Regions from separate parts of the Homo sapiens genome. Here region 1 is linked to region 2. A link is an interaction called in ENCODE POLR2A ChIA-PET data of the cell type or tissue named here. Cell type or tissue: GM12878. All regions are shown on one strand. Each heading gives the region's core, and the rest is flanking DNA. Links, peaks and the distances in the headings are about the cores only.

Evidence for each region. ChIA-PET counts read pairs that join two places held together with the same protein. Peaks named below come from ENCODE experiments on the same cell type or tissue, not always from the same donor. Only the 100,000 strongest peaks of a DNase experiment are listed, where the experiment ranks them.
Region 1: POLR2A ChIA-PET joins it to region 2 with 6 read pairs; 3 of 35 experiments call an interaction of 5 or more read pairs at or near these places.

Annotation. Positions count from the first base shown.
Region 1 is chr4:172,540,956-172,552,288 of GRCh38, forward strand. The region is part of intron 5 of GALNTL6 (polypeptide N-acetylgalactosaminyltransferase like 6); the gene reads left to right. Among named protein-coding and RNA genes, the nearest start is that of GALNTL6-AS1, 180 kb to the right of the region's middle. In GM12878, for the core only: no CTCF peak of the experiment used is centred there; a DNase peak (open chromatin) is centred at 6,056.
Region 2 is chr4:172,745,903-172,757,235 of GRCh38, forward strand. All of the region lies in intron 5 of GALNTL6 (polypeptide N-acetylgalactosaminyltransferase like 6), which reads left to right. Among named protein-coding and RNA genes, the nearest start is that of GALNTL6-AS1, 25 kb to the left of the region's middle. In GM12878, for the core only: no CTCF peak of the experiment used is centred there; a DNase peak (open chromatin) is centred at 5,169.

The DNA of each region.
Region 1 (11,333 bases), core at 3,704-8,703, 200 kb before region 2:
TAGAAACGGAAGGCCTGGCTACATTAATGGAGATTCTCAACAGATGCAAATTTCCCTCACAAAAGACAGCTTTGCAGGGTCATTTCAAAATCTGTCAAAGAAAGATATTTTGGCCTAAAATATTTTGATGTCCTTCAGGGTCTACTGTCTGTCTTTTGATGCTATACCAGTCAGTTTGGAAGGTAAGCCATATTATACCAGGTTAATTTTTTGAAAACCCTGTTTAATGAGATTTTATAGTTTGTAGGGTACAACTTAAACCTGGCCTTGCATAGCCTTAGGTCTTGTTTATAATTTGGTACCTTAATGCCACAAATCATATGTTTTGTTAGTCTTATGATCTCTATTTTACTATTAATGCTGCTCAGTTGTGCTTAAACTCAAAAAGGGAGGGAGTATAACTATTATTGGCAGAACATATGAGAGTCACGCAGCACCTAAATAGGTTCCTGGTGGTGAATCTGTATGGGTCTGCAGAAACCTCAATCCTTGCCTCCTCAGAAGAAAGAATTCAACTAGGGCATAAGACAGAGTGAGAGATCACGGCAAGTTTTAAAGCAGGAGTGAAAGTTTATCAGAAAGCTTTACAGCAGAAAAGAAAGTAAGATAAACTTGGAAGAGGGCTGAGTAGGCAACTTGAGAGGCCAAGTAAGGCAACTTGAGGGATCAAGTGCACATTTGGACCTTTTGACTTAAGGTTTTATACGTAGATATGCTTCTTCCCTTGGGGTGGACTGTCCGCATGAGCGGTGGCCCTGCTAGGATTTGAGAGGGCCACATGAGCAGTGTGTTTACCGAAGTTGTATGCATGCTCACTTGAGGCATTCTTCCCTTGCCAGTTGAATGCTCCTTGAAGGTCATATACCTGTTAAACTCCACCATTTTGCCTTTTAGTGCACATGCTTGAGCCCACTCGCCCAAATCCTGAGACCTTATCAGGAAGCTGCTGATTACCAGTTTCAGATTATTTTCTACTGGGAGACTGCTCTTCCCTGGCTCTGGCTGGGACCAATTATTATTAGTGAAGCAGCTACATTGTCTGAGGTATATACCCTGGGGTTCGTTGTCCCAGTCAGGAAAATGTAGGACATGGACACACAGGAGGAGTTTAGGAGTAGAGCTTTAACAGGGAGAAGAGAAGAGAAAGAGAAACAGCTTTATAGAGAAAGGGATCTCCAAGCAGAAAGGACCGGCTGGCGGCAGATGTGCCAAATTTTATAGTCAGGTTTGAGGAGGCGGTGTCTTATTTAAGTAGAGCTCACATATTGGTTCAATCAGGTATGACGTTTACATAGCGCCCGGGGAAGGCTGGTCGCCCCATTCTAATCTTATTATGCACACAGGCTTTCCAGTTGATCGCTGCCATCTTCAAAATGTCTAGGCCCTAGTTCCTGCCGGCATTCACCCGTGCAAGCTCCCAGCTTGCTTGTCTGTCTGCAGCTTGACTTTACAGGGCGTTCTTTGTTAGAAAATGATTTGGGGCTGCTTTTCATTAAAGAGAAAAGACTTACCGAGGACTCCTATACCCTTACCATCTGCCTAAGTGATTTCTTCTTAACTCTTGTATCATCAGGACCGCCTGACCACCATCTGATGATCGCTTGACATTCCTGGTGGGGGAGGGGAGCCCTCTGCTACCCTGCTCATGCCTGACTAGCTACATACTCTAACATAATGAGGCATTTCAGACCTCCCTGCCTATCATGGCGAGAACTTTGTTTTTCGGGTTTCTCTGGGGTCCCCTTGGCCAAGGTGGGGGTTCTGTTCAGTCAGTTGTGGGACTTAGGATTTTGTTTTCAGTTACATTCCCAACCCAGAAAACTTTTCCACAAAGGTAGAAAGAAACAGCTGTGCTGGCCGGGCGCAGTGGCTCACACCTGTAATCCCAGCACTTTGGGAGGCGCAGGCGGGTGGATCACAAGGTCATGAGTTAGAGACCAGCCTGGCCAATGTGGTGAAACCCTGTCTCTACTAAAAAAAAAAATACAAAAATTAGCCGGGCGTGGTGGCACGTGCCTGTAATCTCAGCTACTCGGGAGGCTGAGACAGAAGAATTGTTTGAACCCGGGAGGCGGAGGTTGCAGTGAGCTGAGATTGTGCCACTGCACTCCAGCCTGGTGACAGAGCGAGACTCCATCGCAAAAGAAAAGGAACAGCTGTGCTATATAAAAATCATTAAACCGGAATGCGATTTGCATCACAGGGAATTCTTTAAAAAGATTTCAAAGTCAACAAGAAATCCCACCCTTTTCTATAGCCAGCAAACACAACCAATTACGTGCACATGCTCAGGATAAAAAATAAGTGGTCCTCAAGAAGACTTGACAGCACAATTTGTCACACATAGTTCATCCTAAATTTACCTGCTGATTGGGTTGTAAGCTAATTGGCTTTATCCAAAAGCTAAGTAAACTTTTCATTGTTTCTGTCATAGAAGGTGGTTTTGGTGCCCAACATTTTAGGCTCCTGTGCGCCCATGCAAACTGGAAGATAGGGGCGCTGTCTTCCTTGATGACTGCATTTTAAAGAGCTGGCTCCCAGGCCCTTGATAAGTCATTCCTGAGTTTTAAAGCTTCCTGGGTCGTAGAGACTTAGCTTTAGCTTTTAAAATGATTTAAATAAATTTCAAAGCGACAGAGAAAGAACTCAGAATCACAAGTTTTCAAAAGTAAATGGTTTGAGAAAACAGAGACAGGGTAAGATGAGGGTAGTTTCAAGGGAGTCTCTTTTCTTCAACAGGGAGAATTAAGTGAACTGTTTTTCATCTGCATTTGCCCTTCCGCTATCTGTACTGCCAATACTGGAAATGCAGAAATTATATAGGAGTATGCTACCTCTTTGCCTTTCTGTTAAAAGGATCTTCTAATGAAGATGTTGAAGATGAAGATAATGCAATGCTTGCACAATACTATTACTTTACATTCTGGAGTGTTATTCAGGTATCAAAGGGCTAGTTTGTATAAAAATTTATTGGCTCCTCACAACAACCCTATGAAATAGATACAACTACCTTCCCTTTGATATCATTTGTACCCATTATGATGCAAAAATAGAGAAGTAAAGACATGCCCGAGAGGTGGAGCCAGGAGTTCAACTCAAGGAGATCGATTTCTTAGTTCCAATAAGCTGCTTCCACAGTTGCCAGTTTCTCTGGTGGCTACAGAAAGCTGTTGTGCCACTTGGCTCACAGGACCAGATCCTGGTATAGGTTTTTTTCCTCAACAGCCTGTATCTGTGGAGTATATGAAGCCAGATTTAGATCCATTTCCATGTCTCCTTGCCTCTTTCCCTTCCTGTCTTCTCTGGTTTTCCTGGTCTCAGGAAACACAATATACTAATTTCATGCCATGATTTTACTTACACAAGATTGGCTTCGTGGTTCCACATCTCTGCTATGAGTTGTGGTTCTCAAGGGTCCTGTTTATCTTCTTTGACTCTCCCAATCCAAACTTCCTACCCATTATAAATATTCTCATCTGCCACCTGCTACAGTCCTCATCCAAACTCTCCTGTTAACCTGCACAGTGGGGAGGTATGCTGGAAGAAAAGAACAATTAAATAAACAAATAGGGTCACTTTTTAAGCAGCAGTTTACATTCCTTCCTTCTCCTTTCATACATATATATTATTTGTCTTCCTCTTCTTCTAAGGAGAAGAGGGCTTAAGGAAAATACAATTACTTTTTTTCTCTAGAGGATTCTTTTGGTATTTAAAATAAAGTTCTGGTATTTCAAATGAAGTGGGAATACTTTTGCTTTCCTAGCATGAACAGTTCTTAATGACTCTTCAAACATTTCACCTCTACCATATGTACAGTATGAAGGTAAGAGATAACTGTGGAATTGTATGTGTGAAGAAATAAAATCTCAATTGCATATACATAGAGACCTGTGAAATCTAACTAGCCATCTGTTTCATACTACTCAAGAGATTCTAGAGTTTCTTACATTCCTCAGATTTTGATTTATGTTTATTGAATCATGAATTATACTTCTGCAAATTATCCCAGGTTTTTCCCAATGCTTATATCAGTGAATATATAGTCACAGAGGGAAACTAGAGATTTATGCATGCTTGTATGGTCTACTGTTAAGATATATGTGACATCTTAAACTTTGCTACTTTGCTCCTCCAGTGGATAATTTTAAAAATTCTTGCATATTGGTAACATGATTTATAATAATTTTAGTTCTAAGAAATAAGTATTTAATGGACAACACAGACATTACTAAATGTATAATGGGGTGGGGGGGTAACTAAGGCCCCAGAGGTAATATGATATGGCTACAGCAGTTCAGAGTTCCCGAAGCTAGAAAATTGCCTTATTTCTCTACTTTATAATTTCTTTCACTCTGTAAGAGCTGTGAAGAAAAAAGGTGAAGATCCGTGGGTAAGAGAACGTGAGTGAATTTCAGTGTTGCTAACTATAGCACCAGAAAATAGACATTTGAAAAGCTCAGCCACTCCTCACTTCAATCCACCTTCCACACGGTTACCAAATTATCTTCCTGATTAACCACCGTGGTTCTGTTGCATCCCAGAATCCTTGTGTGGATTTCTATAGCCTGTACAATGAGGTCCTAAGCAAGCATGGAATGGCAAGCCTTCTAAAATTCTTCCCTTATCCTTCTGGCACTTAAAACACTGCCTTTTCACTGTAATCATTTGCCCTCTGTTTATTTCCCCTGTTTAGTTTAAACACTTGGGAAGCAGGACCTGCTCAGATCCAGCATGGTGCCAGCACGTTGTAGGCCTTTGCTAAAAGCATGGTGAATGGATGAATGAATAAATCAGTGAGTCGATTTATATACTGACTTTTATTAACTATGACAGATGTATAATAAAAGCTTTTTCCCTAAACTGTTTAAGGAGATGCCTGTGGCCTATATATTGAGTGACAGAAGGGCCAACCTTTTTGGTAACAAACTAGGCAAAAGAATGAGACAAGATATGCAACTTACTCGTTTAGAATAGGCTTATTACAATAGCAATCATGAAAAAAATAATAGTGCTTACTTACTATTTATTAAGTGCCTACAATGTGCTAAGGTGTTATTTTGAATGTTTTAAATACATGTGTATATATAAATATGTATGTATACACAGACTTCTGCACACACATGTACATAATGCCACAACACTATGGGGAAAGAGGTATAGTCTGCATTTTATGGATGACAAAACCGAGTCTCCCAGAAGTTAAATAACTTACTCACCCATTACCACTCGGGAGAGAAGAAATTTTTAATGTGATAAAATTAGTAAGTTCACATGCCATAACAGAGCTGTGTTTTACCAGAGGACAGATTTACTTATCTATTTAACAACTTTTATTGAGGTCCTACAGTATTCTAGCAGCTATGCTAGTTGAAGGGATATGATGTTGACAAAATAGTGATCAAATTTCTACCTGCACAATGTTGACTATTCCCATGATAGTTATACTAAAAGTCCAGACTCTACCACTATGCAATATATGCAAGAAATCTGCACTTATACCCTCTAAATCTATAAAAAATAATAAATAAATACACAAGTTTAAAAAAAAAAAAGACTGCTATACCTGCAAAAATCACTGGGACTTAGAGTAGCCATGATTGTTTCTTCTTGCCTTCCAACCATGATAAGTAGACCTGGAAAAGGACTGTCTTCTAGGAGTAGATGCCATCCGTATCTCTCTTTCTTTTCCATTTCCTTTACACATGCCACTTCTTTGCTAAGTTAAACAAGATGTGATTTGCAAAACCGAGTCCCTTAGATTCAAGTGTGTTAGAAGCAGGAGGCTTCATTTTGGACTCAGGGCCTTATTAGAGTTTTTCAACTCCGCTTTATATATATATACGTATATATACGTATATATATACGTATATGTATAATTGTAAAATATACACAACATTAAATGTATCTTCTCAATAATTTTTAAGCGTACAGTTCAGTGGCATTAAGCACACTCACATTGTTGTGCAGTCATCACCCATCCGTGACCAGAGCTCTTTTCATGTTGTGAAACTGAAACTCTATGCGTTCAACAATAGCTCCCCAAGCTCACTTTCCCCCAGCTCCTGGCAGCCACCATTCTACCCTCGGTCTCTAAGAATTTGACTACTCTACTTATCAACAAAACTATTATAGGAAAGTCATCTGTCAGTGAACACTAGTGGTTTATTTGGCTGTTGTCAAATCTTTGAGATGTTTCCCATTGGGAATCAGTTGCCTCAAAGGGGTGGGAGGTGTGAGCAGTGGTTAGAATGCAGGCCTTGAAGGTGGGTCCCTGCCTATAATGCCATCATCATAGCACCAGAATGGAAACTCTGATTCCATACCAATATTGATAGAATTGGTTTCAGACCTATCAGACTGATGCAAGCCAGGGCTTGAGTCAATATAAAGTTGTCTTCTTTTGGGGTGCTCATCTATTTTGAGCAGATTTTTCTTGAATAAGCCCAATTTGATCTTCAAAAGACCAACCCTTCTGCCACTCTCTGTGGGCCACAGGCACACTCCCAAAGAATATATAGCTGGGGGAGGGAAGCATATTTTAATTATGAAGTCGACCCAAAGCATATATATGCATTGATTCATTGATTTCTTTTTTATACCTGCAACACCATGTGAAAAGTTCATGAGTAACTCAGCAACCTTTAGATCATTTTTTTTCCTCCTGAAGACAATCTCACTTACTTCCTCTTATTCTCTAGAACTAATGATGTGACCTGATCTCTTTATGACATTTTTTATTAAATTTAACTATAAAAATTTCAAATGTTAATGGCTGTGACCCTGTAGATTTTTCTCTCCTTCACAACGCTGATAGAAATGTAACTTTTCATTCAGGGAATCTATATTTCTGCTCTGCCTCTCAGTGTTTAAGCCAGCTGCCCACTGTGCTAAGTCAACCTTCCCAGAAGCTAATCTGTCATTCTCAAGTGGCCTTGCTTCTGAAATTGGTTTGATGCTCTAGCAGTAAAGAGCCCCAGTGGTAGTGCAAGCTGTACAGTTTAACAACCACTTGGGGTGGGGCTTGTCCGATTGCCATGGAAACTATGACTTTGTATGTCTGCTCTGGAGACAAGAAAGACAAATGACTTGTGTATTAATCTATTGAGGATGTGAGGATCCCAGATAAAATGAGTCCTACAGAACACGGAGAAGGTTCTATAAATTAATGGTGTGGGTTTTTGGGTTTTGGTTTTAGGTTTTAATATGTCGATGTCAATGAAGGGTCAAAAGAATTATGTCTCCACCTGATAGCTTTCCTGGAGAAGTATTTGCTTTATATTTTTATAAAAACTCTTTGATTTTAGCCATAAATGTAAAAGATAAACATAACATTCTGCAAGACCTTCACCACTCCAGGTGATATGTGGCTGTTGAAGGAAGGTACTGCACATTTACATAACAAAATGAGGCTATTAGGGGACAAGTCACTTGTTTATTTAAGAGAACGAAGGGCAGGACAATTATATTAACATGATTCTCATAGGAATGCACATTGTCAATGTTAACAAATGGTTTTAAGCTAAAGCCCCCGGTACATGGTATGTGGTTTAATTTTAGTTGTATAAACATTAGAGCAATCTAAAGTTTAAATTACATTTTGGTTATACTTTAGACTCCATTATCCAGGAAAATGTAATTTTAGCCTCTATAAATATGAACAAAAATCAAATCTAATGATTGCTTTCATATTTATAACATCCTTTCCTAAGTTCACATTGCCCAGCTAAGACAACACAGTAGAACAAATGTAAAGAGCAACTAATTAGATCTTACCCATTTTCCAGTTTATGTTTAGATTTAGTCTTCTAAGTGTTTTCAGAAAGTAGTATCAGAAAAATGTAAACAACAAAAAACTGAAGATCTCTGCATCTTTTTGTATGTATATGTTTTTCCAATAAAATGTAAATAATAATCAGGATTTTTTTCAGGCCCCTTTTAAAACAATATTTTATGTTATAAAATCTTAATGTTGTTTCTCTATTATTTCAATCACTATTTAAGTAGATACTGAAGTACTAGGTAAATGTTTTTGTTTTGTTTGTTATTTATATTGTATTTTAATTTTTAAGCCAATATTATTGAAATATAATTTTCCCTTTGAGATGTATAGTTCCAGGAATTTCGACCAATGCCCATAGTCATGTATCCAGCAACATTAACATATGGAATATTTGCATGGTGCCAAAATGTTTCTTTGTGCCTCTTTGTAGTCAATTCCTTTTCCCAACTCCCAGTCCCTGGCAATAACTTGCATCGTTTTTATCTTTGGCTGTTATTGAAGGGAGTGTTGTGGTCAGTAGATTGCAGGCCTGGAAAGTAGCATATAGGAGAGCACATAAATGATTTTTGTATCCTACATTTTTCTGACACTCTTACCACATTGTACTGCAAAGCAGTTTAAACTTCCTAACCCTAGTTTCTCTAGGAGACTGCCTACTGCCTAACGTGTGCCTTTTGACCTAACTTCACTTGTGTTACCTTACGCATGTCATTTAACTTTGTTGTCATTATCTTATATGAGATCAATTACTAAGTGATATCTACAATTTAAAAGTGTTTAATTTTAATTTAATGTAGAATCTAATTTTTAAAGGAAATTCTAAAAGTTGTGTAGGTTGTTTTTCCTCTACCTACCACAATGCAATTTAAAAAAAAAAATAACAAAATGTTGCTTATTTTCTTTGTGTCTTCATCTCCAAAATGTTCTCTTCACAGTAATGCACACAAGCTAGTTCTGAGTAATCAATTTTTTAAACAATATTACAAATCTATTTTTAAGTACAAAAGTATTGTAATTGGGCTAAAAAACAAATAGCACACTGTAAATGCTAAAAATCAAAGTGCCTGTCTCACCCTTTCTTACCTTCCACCCCTAGACGATACAAATGTTAAGAGTTCAACAAGCATTCTGCCAGCCTTTCCGTTTATAAATAACATTTTTAAATAAAAACAATGCAAAAATGAGAGAGAAATCTATAAATTGCTGTTTATCACAAATATCTTTCCGTGTCAGTAATATAACTTCCTTTATTCTCCACTGGATAGTTTTCCACAGTAAAGTTTCATCATAATTAACATTGAAGCAGTGATGAACATGCAGTTTGCTTCAATTTTTTCTCATATGTATATCTTGCATATATTTATCACAAATATACATATATTTTTCTCATATATACATATATAGTTGTACAATTACATGACTATTTCTTATAGTAAAGATTTCAGGAGGTAAGATTGTTGGGACAAATTATCTGTGCATTTGAAATGTTGATAGCACTATCCAATTGCCATCCAAAACGAATATTCATTATACTCCCATTGATAGTGTGAGAGTTCCCGCTTTCTCATACCCTCACCACAAAGGATATCATCAATTCTTTTAATTATAGTCAGTCTGATAGGGAAAATATAGTGCATCATTGTTATTTAAAGTTATAGTTTCCTCATTAGTGAGTTTGAGCATCTGTTTAGAAGTTTGTTAGAGATTTATATTTACTCTTCTGTGAAGGTTCAGGATATAGTCAGTGCCTGGTTATGTTGCTTGGGTTGTCAGTCTTTTTACCATTGATGTGAAGGATCACTTTGCATTTTAGGCAAATTAGCTCTAAATTTTAAACTGCAAATTGCAATTTAAAATTTATTTTATTTTATTTTATTTTAGAGACAGGATCTTGCTCTATCACTCAGGCTGGAATGCAGTAGTGTGATTATAGTTCACTGCAGCCTCAAACTCCTGGGCTCCAGCCATCCCCCAGCCTCAGCCTCTCATGTAGGCAGCACTACGGGTGTGCATCACCATGCCCAGCTCATTGCAAATATTTTCTCTGAATTTACCTTTATCTTTAACTTTATTCAAGTATCAAAGACTGAATTGTTCATGTTTTTTCAAGAATAGTGGTTCCCAAATCATCTACAGATTAGGTTTACCAAGGAGCTTTTATAAAAAGACTACAGTCTGAGCCCCCACATATTTAGGTTTAATTGACTGAGGTGACATTGAAACATAGTCCCGCAGGAGATACTAAACTGTGGACAGGGTTGAGAACTTCTTATTGGGCATACAAATCACTTGGGGATTTGGTTAAAGCACAGGTGCTAGAGTGAAGACTGAGAGCTGATACTTCTAATTTACTCTAGGAGATGTGCATGCTACTGATCTATAGCACATACTTTGAATAGCAAGGATTTAGAGTGTCTGATTTTGGTTTTTGCTTAAGAAGACTTTCCTTACTTTGGATTATAAAACGTTTTTTCTTCTATGTTTTGTTCTAGTATGTTCTATCATTTTAATTGAAATTATAAATACTCACTTTATTTTCTAAGAATAAATTAGGAATCTAATTCTATTCTTTTAAATCAAACTCCAACCAATTACACCCCATTGATTAGGTACATGTAAAAATTTTGATATAATTTCAGAGTAACATAATATATTTGTATTGTTCTTTTAAACGTCTTCAGAAAATTCACATATTGACAAAAGTAGAATATTTTTAAAATAATATAAATAAATTTTAAAATCATAAAATTCATCTTTCTGTCCATTTGATCTTTAAATTTCAAATATGTTTATGCTAACAATGTAAATACGACTTAAAATTAAAAACCAAATTCCTGAAAAAGAAGAATGGAGGATGTGATCAGTATGTTAGTTTCCATCTTTATCAATGTTTGTGGACACTCCATAGGATACAGCAACAACCTCAGTCTGTAACAGTAATTTGGTAGGAGGAATGCTATTGTTTGGAAGAATATACTACCAACATAAACTAGCTTCTGCTAAGCTCAGGGTACAAAATCTTTCTTTTAACATTGTAATAAAACGCCTACAGAACTGAGGATTTTCAAATACCTGTATGAGGATGTTGATGATGTTGATATCTACAAGGTAAACAATGGGGGTGTTTTATGCAAAGATAATTTAAGGTACTCAATTCATGCAAGAATGTAAAGAAAAATTCAAGTGTGCAAGAGTTTAACCCAAGCTGATAAGTCAGGAGTATAAAAAGAAATGAAAACTGAAATAAGAAAGTCTTATAACTTTCATTAAATTATCTCACTATGTAAATACTTTTTCTAAAGAGATAAATGATTACTGAATAAATGAGCTGTACCCCAGAATAAATTTTACTAATTTAGCCTCGCTACTTTCCATTATGATATCCTAGTAGAAATAAATTTTCGTTGAATAATCTAGCCCTTGGGAACTCAATAGATACGTATCTTTTTCTCTGTGAAGTCACAGCTCATTTAATGAAATTGGCCACCAACGCCCAGTTACATCTTTCATGCATTTTTAATGAAATGTAATTTCTTGAGCTAGAGATTCAAAG
Region 2 (11,333 bases), core at 2,774-7,773:
TGGAGTGTGGCAGAGTCAAAATTTCATGGGTTTTGGACTAAGACATTACTGGTTTTAAATGTTATTACTGCTGCTTACCAATCATGTTACAAAACCTATGGGCCAAATACTTCTCTCAGCTGAAATTTCTCATATTAAAATCAAGATAATAAAATTATAATGATAATAATAACATCTGCCTTATAGTATTGCTTGAGGAATAAGTGCCTAGTAAACCTGCAATTTAATTGTAAAATTATTATAGGCAATTATTATTATTATTGCTTGCTGTGTTTTGTTAGGCAGGTTAGTCAATTTCTATAAGCCTCAATTTTCTGTAAAATGAGGATAATAAAAATCTACCACACAACCTTAAAGTGAGCGTTAAGTGAGATACTGCATAGTCTAATGCCTGGTGTATAGTAGTTGTTAACAACAATGGTACCAATTTGTTTTTATTATTTGTCATCATCATTCCTATTATAATGTGTTCAAACATATTAGTAACCAAAGTATGAAAATTAAAATAAACACTGAAATGTTATCAAGTTCACTGAATTTTTTATATTTTAATTGGATATAGCCATTTTTATAGTATCTAAGCCTTTTTCTCAATGTTTCTAAGTCTCCATTTTTATTAATTTGTAAAAATTTCTCTATATTAGCTTTTGTCTATAATAGTTAATATTTTGCAGTTCTTAGCTACCTTTTATTTTTGAATTTTCTTTATGATTTTTAGTGGACATAATGTGGGTTTATAAAATATTCTTTTGTGATTAAAAAATTCAATAAATTAGGTATAAAAGGAATGCTCCTTAATATAACAGAGGCCATATATGGCAAACCCACAGCTAACATCATACTTAATGGTGAAAATGTGAAGGCTTTTCCTCTAAGGTCAAAAACAAGACAAGAACGCCCATTTTCACCACTTCTGTTCAACATAGTACTATAAATTATAACTAGAGCAATTAAGCAAGAGAATGAAATAAAAGCCATCAAAATAGGAAAGGATGAAGTAAAATTGTTTCTATTTGCTGACATGATCTTCTATATAGAAAATCCTAAAGACTCCACCTAACTCGAAAGTGCTGTTAAAACTGATAAATTCAGTAAAGTTGCAGGATACAAAATTAATATTATGTTTATATACTAACAACAATCTGTCAAAGAAAAAATAAGAAAAAAGTCCACTTACAATACCATCAAGTAGAATAAAATAGTTATGAGCAAATTTAACTAAGTAATTTAACCCCAAAATGCAGTTAGTGAAAGCAAAAACGAGATAGGATTGCCTCAAACAAAAACCTTCTACAAAGCAAAGGAAACAACAGAGTGAAGAGACAACCCATAGATGGGGAGAAAATGTTTGCAAATCATATATTGGATAAGGGGTTATTATTCAAAATATACAGGAAACTCAAACTACTCAATGACAAGAAAACAAATAACCCCATTAAAAATGGGCAAAGAACTTGAATAGACAGTTCCCAAAAGAAGACATACAAATGAGATGAATAGATAAAGTGGAAAAATGTTCAAGATAGCTAATTATCAAAAAAATACAAATTAAAACTATAAGAAGATATCACCTCACATCTGTCAGACTGGCTATTATCAAAAAGATGAAAGGTAAATGTTGACCAGGATTTGAAGAAAAGGGAACACTTTTACACTGTTGATGGTATTGTAAATTAGTATAGTCATTTTGAAAAACATTATGGAAGTTCCTGAAAAAAAACTAAATAAAGAATTACCATATGATCCAGCAATCTCATTACTGGATATATACCAAAGGAATTGAAATCAGTATGGGAAAGAGATGTATGCACCCCCATGTTCATTGCAACATTATTCACCATAGCTAAGATATGGAAAAACCCAAATATCCATCAAATGATTAACTTTTTTTTTAATGTGGCATATATACACAATGGAATTGTGCTATTCAGCTTCAAAAAAAAAAAAAGCCACAGGAAAATACATGTCATCATTTGTGACAACTAGATGAACCCAGAAGACATTATGTTAAGCTAAATAAGCCAGGCACAGAGAGACAATCACTATATAAGCTCACTGACACAGTTATTGCTAACAATGTTGTCAATAGGTTCTTGGAAACTGCAACTTTTAAGTGAAACAACATGTAACAAAACCAATTTTACTATAGATTAATTGATATAAGCAAGACTTAGGTTAAGCTTCAAAAGAAAGACCAAAACACTTATAATATTAAGAATTAAAATAAATGTGAACTATATATACATTTAAGAAAGATTAATAAAAAACAAGTAAGATAATTATTACCTGTTTATTCCAGTTCAGGGATGAGGGTGGACGGAGCCTCTCCCAGCAGCTCAGGGCACAGGGCGGGACCTAACCTTGGGCAGGAGGCCATTCCATCGCAGTACGCACTCACACACACACCCACACTCAGACTGGGACAATTTAGACCCACCAATTAACCGAATGTTCACATCTTTGGATATGGGAGGAAACAAGAGTACTTGAAGAAAACCCACACAGACATGGAGATAACATGCAAACTCACTCCACGCAGACAGACAGTGGCCCCAGTCAAGAATATATTTTTTTTTTCTCTCATCAACATTATAATGAAACAACATGGAAAAAAAATGCTATTTCAGGGCCTGCTGTATGTGGAATCTAAAAATGTTGAACTTACAGAAGTTGAGAGTGGAATGGTGGTTACCAGAGGCTGGGGTTACGGGTAGATACAGTAAGGGGAAAAGTTGGTCAACACATACAAAGTTACGCTTAGGAGGATGAGGTCTGGAGGTCTGGTGACCTATCGCACAGCAGGAGGGCTACAGTTAATAATAATGTATATTTCAAAATAGCTAAAAGAGAGGATTTTAAATGTTCTCACCACAAAGAAATGGTAGATATTCGAAGTGATGGATATGCTAATTAGCCAGATTTGATCATTCCATAATGTATACAGGTATTGTACTGCATGCATATACACATATTTTCTTTTGTTGTTGTTGTTGTTGTTGTTGTTGTTGTTGTTGTTGTTGTTGTTTAAGACAAGGTCTACTCTGTTGCCCAGGCTTGAGTGCAGTGGCATGATCTTGGCTCACTGCAGTCTCTATATTCCAGGCTGAATCGGTCTTGCCACTTTAGCCTCCCAAGTAGCTGGGACATAGGCATTTGTCACCAGGCTAATTTTTGTTGTTGTTGTTGTTTGTTTTTTTTTTGATAGAGAAGAAGTTTCACCATGTTATCCAGGCTGGTCTCAAACTATACAATTATTATTTGTCAATTAAAAATTTAAAAAGATAACCACAAAAAAGGTAATCATGTATGTCACTGTTTTTCTTTGAGACCTTCTATTATGTTTATGCTTGGTCTATCCTCCATACCTACGATATCCTTATACACCCCTAATCTTGATAGTCTTTACAATTTAATTATCAGCTATAATATTTAAACCATGTGAACTTTGTTGCATTATGCCAGGTGATATTTTTCACTTAAAATTTTTTCAGCTAACCAATTTTCTCAATACCGTTTGTTTTCAAAACATCCATTCCTCTCTCCATTTATGTGTGAAGGTTCTTTTATAAATTACTAAGTTTTTATATGAGAATGTATTTCTGAGCATTCAATTTGGTTTTCACAATTCTACAAATGACACACACTGTTTTTAAAATTACTACATTTTAAGTGGCTGGGAGGTTAATCCCATGTCCCTAAGCCCCCCAAATCCCTCTTTTTAAACTTTCCTTAGATAATATTGGCTGTGTTTATTTTGAAATTAAATCTTCAATCATATTATTAAGGTCTAGGGTGATATCTAATTCCCAATTTCATACTTGATAGCTTTACAGCTCTTAATTTGAAAAGAATTAGCATCTTAATATTATTCAATCTTTCCTTCCAGGAACATGATATATTTTTCCATGTCTTCTATAATTCTCACAATATTTCTGATATTTACTCTTTGTAGACTCAACCTTTTAATTAGGTCATTCCTTAGTATGGTTTTGTTATTTTGTGAATAAGGTCTAGCTTTTTTCAACTATATCCTTAAATAGTTATTGCTATCCTTCAGAAGAAACGCTTCTAGTTTTCTTATTGATCAGTCTATTGAAATTATGTCTGCACTACTAAATGATTTAGTTAGTGTTCCCTGATTCTTGTGCATTTTGATAATTTCACAATCTTTTAAAAATTTATAACAAGAGTTAAAATTTTATATCTGCTATAGGTCTTCAGATTTCTGGTACAGTATGACATTAAGTAATACTTCTGTATATTTGTCTCCAGTTCAGGGTTGCGGGTGGATAGAGCCTCAATTTTGAGTTTGTACTTCAATAACACAACTTCAACAAAGTTTTACAGTGAAAGACATATTTTTCAAGGAAAAAATGTGAAGCAACATTCAAAATAATACTTATTAAGTTTTGTGGTTCACAAAGGAAGTCTTCTATCTAATCAAGATTCCTTATTTCTCTTAAATCAACGAAACTTTCCTTTGCTCAGCTACACACAAATGAATCAGAGGCAGGATTCGTACCTGCCACTTCAAATGATGCCAACATTATTGTCCAGAGTGATTGTCATGACCTACCAGGAGGTACTCTATTCCTCCTAGGAGCCAAATCCCACACAACAACCTTCAAGACTCAACTCCTCTAGGAAAATGCTCTCATGTCAGGATGGCTTTATTCTGTCATTTCCTTCACTCTTGCAAATCTGCAACTCCTCCCTTGACGTTCCTTTGCCTTTTCCCATTTATAATATAATACTCTCAAATATTTTCTTTTTATACATTGAGAATCATAATAGACATTGTTATAATTTTGCTTCAAGGTCAAACATATTTTGGAAAACTCAAAAGAAGAAGGAATATCTATTGTATTTTACCCATATTTTTGCTCTTTCCTTTGTTCTTTTTTCATTATGTTCCAAAATTCCTTCTTTTTTCATTTCTTTTGTTTAGAGTACTTCCTTTAGTCATTTTCTTAGGGTAAGTCTGCTGGCAACACATTCTTTTAGTTGACTCTGGAGCCTCAATGTTATCTAAGTAGTCCAGGTTCTAGGAATGTATCTCCAAAAAAGGAGTCCTATTTCAATTATAAATCTTATATGTGGGTTGTGAAGTGGTGAGTTGTGATATCAGAACTGAAACTACCCAGTTCTTTCAAAGCATCCTACATAATAAAGGGCTATTGTTGAGGCATATGTGGTTTGTGGTACCTGATTCTATACTGGGATTTTACCTTTTACGCATATGGAAGTGATAGAAACAAAATTAGCACAGCACTTCACTGAGAATGAAACAGGAGAGTGAGAAAACATTACTAACACACTTTTCAAAGGCTGTTGAGACTTTAGTCTTTTCAGTATTACTAAAATTATAAAAAAAAGAATTGTGATTTTAACTGTAGGTGTTTAGATCAAAGATCAAATGGAGTTAAGGCTCAAAGTTAAATGTTTATATTGAGGTGGTGGGTAACCATGGCCTTAAGAAGTGCTGGGGAAAAAATATCAGCACATCTTAATAGGACAAACTATTGATCTTAAAAATATCACCAACTATTTCACTAATCTTTCTCTGTCATTGTGTGAGATGCTACAAAGGAAAAAAATGAATGCAGAGCTAGACACTCCTTAGAATCCTTCCATCCTATCTGAATTGCAAAGAAAGGCAGTGAAAATTTCAGGAAGTGATGCCACAAGAAGGGTGATGTTCCTGAGCCTTTTGAAGTCACAAAAACAGTGTAGGCTGGATCCTCATTTTCAGACTTCACAGCACAGCATATGCCCAATTGACAGCCTCTGGGCACATCCACAAGACACAAAAGCCAGTGTTCTGTTTAATGCACTGTCTAGAATATCTGGTGTTTCTTGAAAGACTGCACAAAGCAGCTAGAACAAGTAATGGCAGCACCTCTAGTCTGAGCAGTTCTGTCTACCAACTTTGCTAACGACTGTCTCTTTGGCTCATTAAATTATTCTGTCTGAGTTTCACTGGGAAGGTACAAAGTCATACGTGCTTGTACTTCTCATGACCCTGCAAGAACTCTTTCATTAAAAAATCAAGGTGGAAAACCAGCATTATTAGATTAATAGACTATGCAGTGGCCCTAAGAGGAATAAGTAATTATGTTAAGTAATCCATATCAACTTAAACTTAAAAAAAAAAAAAAAAGCCCACAAGTGGGAACGTGCCAAAACCCTACAAGTGAGAACTTGCCAAAAACCCTATTGTGAATGGTACAAATAATAAATCAATTTTTGGTAAGCTTGTTTAATCACCATTTGCTTAAAAAAGTAATATATATTAATTATTTTCTGTCCTGTTGTGAGAACAACTAATTATCAGGAAATTCAAGAAGGCTGAATGCTTGTGGGCTTTTTAAAATAAAACTAAATGTTATTATAAATGTAATATAACAAAAATAAATTAAAATGTGTTAAAAATATTCAGCACACCCAAACAATATGGTTAGCATTTTGGCATACTTCCTTCATTTTTTCCCCTGAAGCAATATACATCCAATTTTGCACTTCAAATTTACTTGACATTAAATAGTAAATGTTATCTCACATAGATACATAAACCCATAATAATTATTTATAATAACTATTATGTCCATTTAGTAAATGAAACATAAGTTGCTTAATTAGTTATTCTTTAATTTGTGGTATAAAGGTTTATATTTTTTACAATTATGTTTTTAAAATATTTAATGCATTACTTCAAGAATATAATTTCTTCCATATGTTGAATAATTTGCTTGAAAAATAGTCCCAGAAGTGGAATAACTATGTTCAACATTATGAAGATTTTAAAAAATAATTTGAATGTATTGCATAATTTACTTTTGATTACTTTTTATTATAAAACTGTGTATCCATGCTGATTTTAAAAGTTTTGAAACTCTATGAACTATGAAATAAGAAAATACTTGCAATCTCCTAGCCCACAAATGAAATTAATTTATTTTGATAGATATAATTTTATTTTTTTCTGTGAAGATATGTCTTCTTTCAAAACTGAGATGATATACTCAATTTAGTCATCTACATTCTATTATTTTCATTATGATGAATATTTTCAATATAATCAAAAAAGTCTTAGAAATATAATTTAATTACTGATTCCACATGTGAATTGATATGGTTTGGCCGTGTTCCCACCCAAATCTCACCTTGAATTGTAATAATCCCCATGTATCAAGGGCAGGGCCAGGTAGAGATAACTGAATCATGGGGGCAGTTTCCCCCATACTGTTCTTGTGGTAGTCAGTAAGTCTCATGAGATCTGATGGTTCTATAAAGGCAAAAGCTCTCTTGCCTGCTGCCATGGAAGATGTGCCTTTGCTCTTCCTTTGCCTTCTGCCATGATTGTGAAGCCCCCACCTCAGCCATGTGGAACTGTGAGTCTATCAAACCTCTTTCCTTTATAAATTACCCAGTCTCAGGTAAGTCTTTATTAGCAGCATGAGAACAGACTAAAACATGAATAGAGTACATTTAATCACACCCTTATCATTAAATATTTAGGTTATTTTGAATTATTTTCAAAGTGTTATGTAAAATTATGTGATGAAGTTTTTCTCACATAAATCTTGGACAATATCACTTGACGAAAAAGTCTTAGGCTTCTTAAACTGAAAAATCACATTTTAAGACTATTGCAAGATTTCCCAATTTATTTTTTAAAACCATTCGTTTCTAAAGTTGCAACACAATTTGAAACAGAAAAAAAAATGTGCTGTCACTATATGGACTTCCTAAAATCTTTGATAATTATTCTTTAAAATTGGATCTATCATAGAATAACCACAATTATATAATAATTTGTCATCAAAATAAAATATCTAGATTAGTTTGCTAGGCAGTTTAGTGTCTGGAGAAGCTAAGCAAAATATTGTAAGATTTAGTTTGAGCCATAATTTTTTTAAAAGAACAAAAGGATGTTTGCTTGGTTCAAAAAAAAAATCTGTGGAAGATTTAGTAGAGGCCCTTAACTACAAAGATGCCCACGAGCAGCTCTGCAGTGCTAATGAGAAGGGAGACAGAGATAGGTATAGGAGAGAGGAGGGAAGAATAGATTTGGGTTGAATTTAGAGATTCTTTTTATTATGTGAGCACATTAGAATTTTACACAAAAGAAGGAGGAAAATTATACTTTTTACATAAGGATTTAAATTTAAGGTATAGAACTCTAACATTTCAGGCAACGGTTGGTGGAAATATTTTGGAATATTGTGTAGGTCTTCTTATCACTCAAACTCCTTCCATATTCTTGATATTTTAACTGACAGTCATTATCAATAACTGTGAATCTTCCTTTTCTATTAATGTAAGTAGTATACACACATACATACATACAGAAAAGGAAGAGAGACAGAATATAACATAGATTTTGAGCCAGGCATGGTGGCTCACACCTGTAATCCTAGCACTTTGGAAGGCCAAGGTGGTTGGATCACCTGAGGTCAGGAGTTCAAGACAAGCCTGGCCAACATGGTGAAACCCCGTCTCTACTAAAAATGCAAAAAATTAGCCAGATGTGATGGTGCATGCCTGTAATCCCAGCTACTGAGGAGGCTGAGGCAGGAGAATCACTTGAACCTGGGAGGTGGAGGTTGCAGTGAGCCGAGATCGCACCATTGCACTCCAGCCTAGGCGACAAGAGAAAAACTCCATCTCGAAAATAAATTAAAAAAAACAGATTTTGATCTTGGTGCTAAAATGAATATGCATTATAGGTTATCAAAAGTATCTCCTATCTAAACTCTAAAATACAAAATTAAGCTATGTTTTTATGGAATGGATGGTGTTAATGATTGTTATAGTTAGAATTCTTTAGCAGTTCTTTTGCTAAATACTAATGTTGGCCCAACTCTTCCACAATTTAGAATAGAATTATGGATTCCATAGTAGCATCCACAACAAAAACTCAAGGAACCTCACTTCCACCAAAAAAAAAAAAAAAGAAAATGAAAACAGATCAAAGCTCCTTAATGAAGGAAAGGGGAGGGACTGTAGAGAATGAGGAAGATCTTTTGTGGTTCCTAAGCTCCTCAGTCCAACTCTTGTGTCATCGCAGGACATAAAAACTACCAATTGCCCACCCAGATTTTATAAAAAGTAATGCTTGATGGGGACTGAGCCTGCACTAGAGTCCATTTGTCCTAACTTACTTACTAATACTATTTTTATTCCATCAGGTTAACTTTGAGTCACAGTACACTGGTCATTTGCAGATTCTACTACATCATTCAGAATGATTCAAGGATTTAAGGATTGAATCATTCAAGGATTATCAGTGACCACTTAGAAGCCATAAGATAAGAGATAGATAAATGACAGATATAGATAGATAGATAGATAGATAGATAGATAGATAATTGATAAATAGATGCTTTTACAAAATACAAACTTCAATTAAACTTCTAAATTGCAAAAAAAAAAAAAAATTCACTTGCCGAATACCACTCAATCAAAGTTTTTTGAGAAGTAAAATATATGACTGTGGTTTTTAGAAGAAAAGTAAAAATGATGATGTATCACAAACATCAGATAAAGGAATGGAATCCCTGCTGTTTCCATCAGTTGTCTGTCTCCTAAAGAAACAATATTATCCAAGTACCTTGCACACTGCTGGTTCACAAGGGTGGAAGCCTGGAGAACCTTTTATCTTGGAATTAACAAATAACAAAACTACAGTCTTTCTTATTTTTAAAATATAGCCTCAAATTCATGATAAAACTCCTTGATTCATTTCACTCATTTATTTGAAATTAAAAACAGATACAACATACAAAAGCATTGTATATTTTCAGTCAAATTTTGCAGGCTTTGGGAGATTGCACTATGACTTTTATTTAAATTAATTTGTGTTGACTTTAGAAATATCTATTCTTACAAGGCATCTTTTAACTTCTACTAATTTTTCTGTGGCATATTCTTCCTGTGCCTTGAATTCACCATATTCATTATATTTTCCTCAGTATCCTTATTTAATGAGTTTAAACCACTTAGGGATATTACTTCAAAGTATTAAATGATGAGAGATACAGCATATAGAAGTCTCCCTTCATTTGGTACCAACGTGAAAGCAAAAGGATTTATAATTTAGATTCTCTAAGCATTTTTTTAGCTGTCAATGATTATTAGGCCTTATACTCATCAATAAAACCAAAGAGGTAGTAATCAATGATAGTGAGCACCAGAATTCTGGTAGCTTAGCAATGCAAGCGCTTCAGAAGTAAGTTATTATAGCCAACTAATTCCAAAGTTTACAAAGTTGTTGTAAAGAAAATTGGCACTTGAAGTGGACTACAGTGAAAACAATCACAGAAGTTCATGGTTTACCAAAAGTTCTAGTAGGTTTTAGTTGTTGAACCTTAAATATGCAATTAAAAAAATAATCATAGAACAACACTACTTGAATAACTGGTGATTTGTCCATTGCAAGCATAAGAAATAAGATGGGGGCTGGGCGCTGTGGCTCACGCCTGTAATCCCAGCATTTTAGGAGGCTGAGGCGGGCAGATCATTTGAGGTCAGGAGTTTGAGACCAGCCTGACCATTATGGTGAAACCTCATCTCTACCAAAAATACAAAAAATTAGTGGGGCATGGTGATGTACACCTGCAATCCCAGCTACTTAGGAGGCTGAAGCAGGAGAATCGCTTGAACCCAGAAGGCCGAAGTTGCAGTGAGCCAAGATCGCGTCACTGCACACTACAGCCCGGCAACAGCGTGTGACTAAAAAAAAAAAAAGAAAGCAGATGTGTCTACAGTTGGCAGAAGAGTTTGTTTTATACAGATTATAAAATATTATGAGATTTATGATTATAAAGAAATTAATGCCTCTTTTAGGACAAAGACATTGTTGTATACCTCCTCTAGGAACTAAAATATAAGGTTGACTTCTCTGTTTCCAAGTGTTTTGCATTAAAGCAAATAAAGCAGGTAAGGGTGAAATAATACACCCTTATCTGGATATAATGTGATATACAACTGACCAACATTAATTTTAGAATTATATTTTACAAGTTTTTTGAAAGATTACATTGATCTTTTTTAAGATATTGCTAGAAGGCAAGACTTTGTTTTACCTGCATTTTATCTGATGTTCTTTTCTTAGCAAAGATCCTGGAGAGGTTCTAGTTTCATCTTTTTTCCCATTATTAATTGGCCCTGTAACTAAGTAAAAAATTATGAATAATAATAAATTGATAGTGCTTCCATTGATTAAGCATCTGGTGTATGCCAGGCCTTGGCAAACCTTTGCCCTCTGAAATACCTAATGCACAGTCTGTGGGCTACTCTTCAGATAACAGAGAAAAAAATAAAGCTACATT